Regions from separate parts of the Homo sapiens genome. Here region 2 is linked to region 1. Evidence: read pairs that join two places in POLR2A ChIA-PET (ENCODE). Cell type or tissue: PC-3. All regions are shown on one strand. Links, peaks and the distances in the headings refer to the core of each region. The heading gives the core; the rest is flanking DNA. Region 1 overlaps PITPNC1 (phosphatidylinositol transfer protein cytoplasmic 1). Region 2 has its middle 41 kb from the start of SNORA38B.

The links. ChIA-PET counts read pairs that join two places held together with the same protein. Peaks named below come from ENCODE experiments on the same cell type or tissue, not always from the same donor. Only the 100,000 strongest peaks of a DNase experiment are listed, where the experiment ranks them.
Region 2: POLR2A ChIA-PET joins it to region 1 with 27 read pairs; 2 of 35 experiments call an interaction of 5 or more read pairs at or near these places.

What each region holds. Positions count from the first base shown.
Region 1 is chr17:67,479,851-67,484,245 of GRCh38, forward strand. All of the region lies in intron 1 of PITPNC1 (phosphatidylinositol transfer protein cytoplasmic 1), which reads left to right. Among named protein-coding and RNA genes, the nearest start is that of MIR548D2, 10 kb to the left of the region's middle. In PC-3, for the core only: no CTCF peak of the experiment used is centred there; a DNase peak (open chromatin) is centred at 2,211; H3K27ac peaks cover 3,627 bases.
Region 2 is chr17:67,779,186-67,783,580 of GRCh38, forward strand. No RefSeq gene overlaps it. Among named protein-coding and RNA genes, the nearest start is that of SNORA38B, 41 kb to the left of the region's middle. In PC-3, for the core only: no CTCF peak of the experiment used is centred there; no DNase peak of the experiment used is centred there.

The DNA of each region.
Region 1 (4,395 bases), core at 112-4,111:
TCTATTTCAATGGTCTGCCTCAGTACTTTTCTTTAATTAATACTGTTTATGCTCACTGATGAATAATTCAGAGTTGTACAAGCAACAGATGTCAGCGGATTCAAAATGACTTTCCCTGAATTATTTATTATTTCCAAAAAAGTAACAGGTTTGTTGAACAAGTAATTGGCAACACAGATGTAGATCAAGGTTTGTCAGCAGGCAACAAGTTTCACTACTGTTTCCCCTTTTGTGCATGTTGATAACCAGGATGGCATTGTCTAGGAGCGGGGGTCTGCCTGATACCACTGCTTAGGGAGTCATTGACCCATCCTGTTGCTGACTTGGAGAGCTGGAACCTTAGTTGGTTTCCAGGTTGTCTAACGATGAAACATGAATGGAAATTCATCCAAAAATGTAATTAATGAATGTAGGCTTGTAAATATCTCGCAGACAGAATGACTTAATACAGGTGCCCAGAAAGAGGGAACATCTTTGTTTGCAGGGATATGTTAAGAATAGAGACCTAGAAGAAAAATAATTTGACAGATATGTAAAGGTTTATGTATAAGAATGTTCTCTGCAGTGCTGTTTATGACAGAATTTTTGCAAGGAGACAACTCAACGTCCAACAATGAAAGACTGGTTAGATAAATTCTGGTAGATCCAAGCAGTGAAATATTATATCACCACTGTAATGATATATATGTATTTTTGATCTGGAAAAATGTCAACATATTAAATAAAAGATGATATTAAGTGAGAGAGTCTATAAACCGATATGGCTTATTTCTGTAGGAAAATACATGTATGTATTTTTTTTTGTAGGCATAGGGAAAAGTCTAGAAGGAACTACCCCAAAATATTAATAGTGGTTATTTAGGGGTAGTAGGATCCAGCATGACTTTTCTTCTGTCTCACATATTTTGCCATCATTTTCACTGTAAGTATGCTTATGTTATGAATCTCAGTTAATACGACTTTCTTTCTCATAGAATGCCATACCTCTTCTTGGAACAAAGCACACATGGGTAGAAGGCTAAGCTGCTGTAACAAGAGATCCAACAACATTGTGACTTAAAGAAATAAATCTCAGGCTGGGTACTGTGGCTCATGCCTGTAATCCCAGCAATTTGGGAGGCTGAGGTGGGCGGAGCACCTGACATCAGGAGTTCGAGACCAGCCTGGCCAGCATGGCAAAACCCCATCTCTACAAAAAATACAAAAATTAGCTGGGCGCAGTGGTGCACGCCTGTAACCCCAGCTACTTAGGAGGCTGAGGCAGGAGAATCCCTTGAACCCAGGAGGCGGAGGTTGCAGTGCGCTGAGATCGTGCCACTGCACCTCCAGCCTAGGCGACAGAGCGAGACCTGGCCTGCCTTGTTATCTTCTAAAGAGCCAAGTCTGGGTGCTGTCGTGAGAAGGAAACATGGGTATGGAAGAGGCACAACTTGCCGTCTCAAGGCCCTGGTCCAAAAGTGGCCCATATCACTCCTGCTCCCAGCCCTTAGCAGGGACATAGGCACATGGCCATACTCCACTGCCAGCTGCAAAGCAGGCTGGGAACAAAATCCTTACAGGCATTTATGTGACCAGCAATAGCTCTGTGCTATGGAGAAAAGAGAAAAGGAATTTTGCTGGGACAGCTTTCGGTCTCTGCTAAATTTATTGATTGATTTTCAAATTTTTTTTAGATATGAGGTCTTGCTTTGTTGCCCAGGTAGGTCTTGAACTCCTGGGCTCAAGCGATTCCCCCACCTTGGCCTCCCAAAGTGGGATTACAGGCATGAGCTACCATGCCCAGCTGCTACTAAATTTATTACCCGTAAAATAAAAATAAAAATAAATTTAAAAAGGAAGTTGAGTTTTGATTCGATGTCTTCAGAGGGCATTTCCTTTTGGAATTAATCATACAGAAGATGTATACTCTGAAGCAATTTGAAGATTTAAAAAAAAAAAAAGGAAAGGTATAAAATGTGGACACTGCCTTCCAGGGATTTACAGTCTGATTGAGAAACCGGACCAATAACAATTCGAAGTAGTATATGCAAAAGGCCAGAGAGTGTTCAGATAAGTGCAGAGGAGCAAATTGGCTAGGGTCATGGAATAAGGCTTAGATAAATTGAAAGGCTTGCAATTCTGCTTTGTTGAGCTACCAGGATTACTTGTACTTTTGGAAGAAATAAAACTATTTGTGTTTTGTGACATTTTAGGGTAGCGTGACCTCCCCTTACAACACAGAGGAACTGAATCATATTTTCCTACTGACTGACTAACAGTAATTTAAGACTCTAATTGGTCTTCCGTTAGCTGTCATTTATTGTAATTCTTTGTGAAATGCACATGATCTTTAACATAAAATATCTTGGAAGAGCTACAACTTAAAGGAAACTTGACTTGATAATGTAAAAATTATCTTTTAAATAATTTTTTAAATATATGGTTTTAAAGCTTTTTAATATGGTTATCTTGAGTAGGGTATTTCTAGGCTTATTTGGAAGGCAAACCAAAAAGCATAGAGAGTTTTTTTTCCTCCCTTGGATAGAAATTTTTCTGTCTTTAATAGATTAATGGTAATCATATAACACATTACCTCCTTCACAATAAGATCAAATTTTGCAAATCTTTTGCCTTGAATCAGATTCTTCAACTCTGGAGTTTAGGTTAGTAGAACCCAAAAATATGTTGTTTTATGCACAAAGCCTCGCAAAGTCAAGTGGTAGATTTTGACCTCTTCTTTAACCTACCCTGAATGTAGTCCCTTAAAACATGATGGAATCCACATTTGGTATTTCCCTGCTATTTCATGAGATGCAACAAAATGTTTCAAGGGAGACAGTAGGAACCATTTGGTGCTTTGGTGATCTTTTCAGGAAAATCTGGTTTCGGAAGCCCCATAAGGCGAGAATTATTGCAAATAAGGCCCAGATTTGAAAATTGCTGTTTTGCAAATTGTGCTTATTCTAGGAATAATGATTTCTACAGCTGGGAAGAACTTTAAAAATTGGGTGAACCAGTTGCCTGCTTTGACAGATGAGGTACTGCAATGCAGAGAGGTCAAGCTAGTTGCTGGGGTCACCTAGCTCATTTGTGACAAAACTAGGAACCGTGGGTCTGACTCAGTCCTCTGCCCTGCCGCCCTGTACCACAGTAGGCCTCTCTATATTATGCCGCTTGGTAGTCACCCACCTTGCTTCCTACCATCAAAAGGAACTTCTGGTAGAAACTCCTTTCACAGCCTCCTGATCTGCAGGAGTGATGAATTTAGCCTGGGATGAACTGGGAGTGGCAGAGCCATCTTTAAACCCCAGGTCCTTTCTGGATGCTTTGTTTGCAGAAGAGCTGCAGAGATCATGAGGGACATTTCTTGATTCATATTAATCAGAAACTCATTTGGGGCAGAATTTGAACTTGTAGCCAATTTTATAAGGAAGTTTCACAGCTAAAACCTCTCTGTGTTGTAAAAGGAGGTCATACTACCCTAAAATGTCACAAAACATTTTACTTCTTCCAAAAGTACAAGTAATCCTGGTATCCAGATAAAGAAGTTTTAATTTGTTTTTATTGGTTTACCTTGCCTCAGAGTTCTGAGTGTTGGATTTTCACTGTGACAACAAAAATAAAATATTTCCTGCTTATTGTAAAGCGGTCAAAGAGCTGAAAAGCAATACCATCTTTTAGAATGCATTTCTTACCCTTCTTTGATCAACATTAAGATGCGTTGCCACTCTGGGGTATGATTCTGGTTTGATCGTTGCAGTGTTTTGGAAAATGTTTGATGGCCTATAGGTTTATTGATTTCAAAGACTGTAAATCCATCTGCCCATCTATCCATCATTCACCCTCCTATCTGAGAGCAGTGTGGGAAGCTTCTACTGAAGTACCAATAACTTGGATTGGTAGCCTTCAAGCCCTGGGGGGACTTGGTAATTCCACACTTAAGTTTTTCTACCTGAAAAACATATAGCTCTTAAATTTCAAAATACAGCTTCGTTTATGCCTGAAGAGGAGAAGTTTCATAACGCAGCCAGCACTGTTGGTTGTCATGCAATAACCATTCTCCCTTCACCCTTGCTAACGTTTTCTTTCTTTTTTTTTTTTTTTTTGAGGTGGAGTTTTGCTCTTGTTGCCCAGGCTGGAGTGCCGTGGCATGATCTTGGCTCACTGCAACCTCCACCTCCCAGGTTCAAGCGATTCTCCTGCCTCAGCCTCCCAAGTAGCTGGCATTACAGGCATGTACCACCATGCCTGGCTTATTTTGTATTTTTAGTAGAGACGGGGTTTCTCCATGTTGGTTAGGCTGGTCTCGAACTCCCCACCTCAGATGATCCGCCTGCCTTGGCCTCCCAAATTACTGGGATTACAGGGGCGAGCCTCCACACCCAGCCTGTTAATAACGCTTTTCTTCATTCCATT
Region 2 (4,395 bases), core at 282-4,281, 300 kb after region 1:
CTCCACTCTGCCCTAGTGGAGAGGGGCCGGGTGATGGGGGCGGCAATAATGGGAGCGGCCCCCTGGGCTAGAGCGGTGCCTCCAACCCCTGATCCTCCTCATCACAACCCATTTGTCAGGGCCAGGGCCAGGGACTCGGCCAGATACAGGGAGACAACCCCACAGGAACATCAGGGAAGGTGATGCAGTCGAGACTTGCTGGTGTCCTGTCCCAGACCATGATGACGTCCATCTGTGCTGCTGCCAAGTTAAACCAGAGTGTTCTGGTTAACCTGGATTTGACCTTGGAGTTCTGGCCTCTGATTTGCCTTCCCTAGGACTCCATGTGCTCACTCTGCGTACAGATATTCTTGATGCATTTGCTAGTCTGATTTTGGACTTCAAATGTCTTGGTGTTTTTTGTTTGCTTTTTTCTTTTTTCCAGACAGATTCTCATTCTGTCGCCCAGGCTGGAGTACAGAGGTGTGATCTTAGCTCACTGCAACCTCTGCCTCCCCGGTTCAAGCAATTATCCTGCCTCAGCCTCCCAAGTGCTGGGACCACAGGCACATGCCACCATAGCTGGCTAATTCTTTGTATTTTTTGTAGAGATGGGGTTTTGTCATGTTGCCCAGGTTGGTCTCGAACTCCTGAGCTCAAGCAATCTGCCTGCCTCAGCCTCCCAAAGTGTTGGGATTATAGGTGTGAGCCACCACACCTGGCCTTTATTTATATTTATTTAATTACATTTAAAAATTTTAAAGAATTGATGCTACAATTCACAAATTTCTTCTTCGTCAGGGAAACCTCAGTTCTGAAGACTTTTCTACTGGCTGAATGAGGTCCATCCAGATTATTATTTTTGGGGGAAAGGGAGTAGCACAGGGTCTCACTCTGTCACCCAGGCTGGAGTGCAGTGGCGCCATCTCAGCTCACTTCAACCTCTGCCTCCCAGGCTCAAGTGATTCTCCCACCTCAGCCTCCCAAGTAGCTGGGACTACAGGCACACACCACCACACCCGGCTAATTTTTGTATTTTTTTTTGGTAGAGATGGGAGTGTGCCATGTTGCCCAAGTTGGTCTCAAACTCCTGGGCTCAAGCGATCCTCCTGCCTTGGCCTCCCAAAGTGCTGGGATTATAGGTGTGACCCACCTCGCCCTGCCTCCACCCAGATTATTGAGGATAATTTCCTTTACTTAAACTCAATTGATAGTAGATGCTAATCACATCTACAAAATACCTTCTAGGCCAGACACAGTGGCTCACGCCTGTAATCCCAGCACTTTGGGAGGTGGGTGGATCACCTGAGGTCAGGAGTTCGAGACCAGCCTGGCCAACATAGTGAAACACCGTCTCTACTAAAAATAAAAAATTAGCTGGATGTGGTGGCATGCACCTGTAGTCTCAGCTACTCGGGAGACTGAGGCAGGAGAATCACTTGAACCCAGGAGGCAGAGGTTGCAGTGATCACACCACTGTACTCCAGCCTGGGCGACAGAGTGAGACTCTGTCTCAAAAAAAAAAAAAAAAAAAAAAAAAAAAAACAAACTTCTAGCAACACCTAGATTAGTTTTGACTGAATAATGAGGTACTATAGCATCGCCAACATGGCAGAGGGCACTGGGCACTACCCATGTTGATGAACAGAAGGCCAAAGCAGCACTCCATTCTCAGGCAAACTCAATGGGCTGAAGCCATGCTATCTTCCCTGGTGTGTTCTCATAGAAGCAGGAAGCAAGGCCACTCTCCCGACTTTACCAACATCCTTTTCCACATGGACAAAGTGAAAGGGAAAATCATTGCTTCTGGGCCTATATCTTATAAAGTTCAAATTGAAAACAGCTCTAGTCAAATGCAGTGGCTCACGCCTATAATCCCAGCACTTTGGGAGGCCAAGGCAGGAGGATTGCTTATGCCAGGAGTTTGAGACCAGCCTGGGCAACATATCAAGACCCTGTTTCTATAAAAAAATTCAAACATTAGTGAGGTGGGGTGGTGCAAGCCTGTAGTCCCAGCTATTTAGGGGGCTAAGGCAGGAGGATCACTTGACACCAGAAGGTGGAGGCTGCAGTGAGCTCCGATCATACCACTATACTGCAGCCTGGGCAACAGAGTGAGACCTGTCTCTAAAAAACGTTATATATGTAAAAAGAAGAAAGCTTTCTAGATTTTATTCATATTTAGCCTAGGGACTGAGACAGCTCAGGCCAGGGACATTGTGTTCCAGATGGCTGGGTTAGAAACTAGACCAGTAGGCCAGGCATGGTGGCTCACACCTGTAATCCCAGCACTTTGGGAGGCCAAGGTGGGTGGATCACTTCAGGTCAGGAGTTCGAGACTAGCCTGCCAACATGGTGAAACCCTGTCTCTACTAAAAATACAAAAATTAGCCAGCCATGGTGGCCAGCGCCTGTAATCCCAGCTATTCAGGAGGCTGAGGCAGGATAATTACTTGAACCCGGGAGGCAGAGGTTGCAGTGAGCCGAGATCGTGCTACTGCACTCCAGCCTGGGTAACAAAGCAAGACTCCATCTCAAAAAAAAAAGAAAAGAAAATGAAACGGCTGGGCGCGGTGGCTCACGCCTGTAATCCCAGCACTTTGGGAGGCTGAGGCCGGTGGATCACGAGGTCCGGAAATCGAGACCATCCTGGCTAACACGGTGAAACTCCATCTCTACTAAAAATACAAAAACTTAGCCGGGCGTGGCGGCGGGCGCCTGTGGTTCCAGCTACTCGGGAGGCTGAGGCAGGAGAACGGCGTGAACCCGGTAGGCGGAGCTTGCAGTGAGTCGCGATCACGCCACTGCACTCCAGCCTGGGCGACAGAGCCAGACTCCGTCTCAAAAAAAAAAAAAAAGAAAAAGAAACTAGACTGGTAAGAGGGACAGGCACCACCCCTATACTCCATCACCTGGGGCTTATTATTGTGCCAAATTTGTCTGCCTGAAGCCGTCTTCCCTTAGGATGCATTATTTCCCAGGGGCTTACACCCATAATCCTAGCACTTGGGGAGGATGAAGAGGGTGATCACTTGAGGCCAGGAGTTCGAGACCAGCCTGGGCAACACAGTGAGACGCCCCCCATCTCTACAAAAAAAATACAGAAAATTAGCTGGGCATGGTGGTGGTATACACCTATAGTCCCAGCTACTTGGAAGGCTGAAGTTGAAGGATAGGCTGAGCCTGGGAGATTGAGGCTGCCAGTGAGCTGTCATTGCACCTCTGCACTCCAACCTTGGCAACAGAGTGAGACCTTGGCTCAAAGTAAATAAATAAAGATGTATAATTAAGAGCTTGTGAACAGATACATCTCTCACATATAATTATTTGTTTTTCTGAAAGGAAGTCCAAGAAACTGTTTGCCTTTAAAAAAAGGGAAAGGTCGTATGGACAAAAGATTTTACTTTTCTTTTTTTTCTTTCTTTTTTTTGTTTTTAGACAGAGTCTTGCTCTGTCTCCAGGCTGGAATGCAGTGGCGCGATCTCAGCTCACTGCAACCTCCAGCTCTGTGATTCAAGCAATTCTCCTGCCTCAGCTTCCCAAGTAGCTGGGATTACAGGCATGCTCCACCATGCCCAGCTAATTTTTGTATTTTTAGTAGAGACGGGGTTTCACCATGTTGGCCAGGATGGTCTTGATCTCCTGACCTCGTGATCCGCCTGCCTCGACCTCCCAAAGTGCTGGGATTAAAGGCATGAGCCATCATGCCCGGCCAAGATTTTTTCACTTAGCTTTTATTTGTAATTTTGGATTTCCAAATCTATCTATCTATAAATATATATATATAAAAATATATATATAATTTTGTCGAGTATCAACCAAGATGCCCTAACACAATTTAACGTAGTTTAATTAATTTCACATATCTAACTCACTTTATTTTACTTATTTATCTGTTTCTGTGACTGTCCCTCTGTCATCCAGGCTGGAGTGCAGTGGCGTGATCTCGGCTCACTGCAACCTCCACCTCCTAGGTTCGAGCAATTCTCCTGCCTCAGACTTCCAGATAGCTGGGATTACAGGTACACCCCACCATGCCCGGCTAATTTTTTTTATTATTTTTGGTAGATACCAGGTTTCACCATGTTGGCCAAGCTGGTCTTAAGTGATCCATTCTCATTGGCCTCCCAAAGTGCTGGGATTACAGGCGTGAGCCACCATGTCCAGCCCACTTAACTCACTTTAATTTAGTACTTAACTATATTTGAAATGCTTGTGATAACTCTCCATGAAGGAAAAGTAAGATATGTAAGAATTGGGAGGAAAAAAGTACATATATCACTTTTGGCAGTCAATATATTTATATTCTGGAAAATCAAGCTAAAAATAACTTGAGTTTGCCATGGGATTAGCAAGATTTCAGGTTGTAAGAGTCAACTGAATTAATACAAACTAGACTGAGCATGGTGACTCATG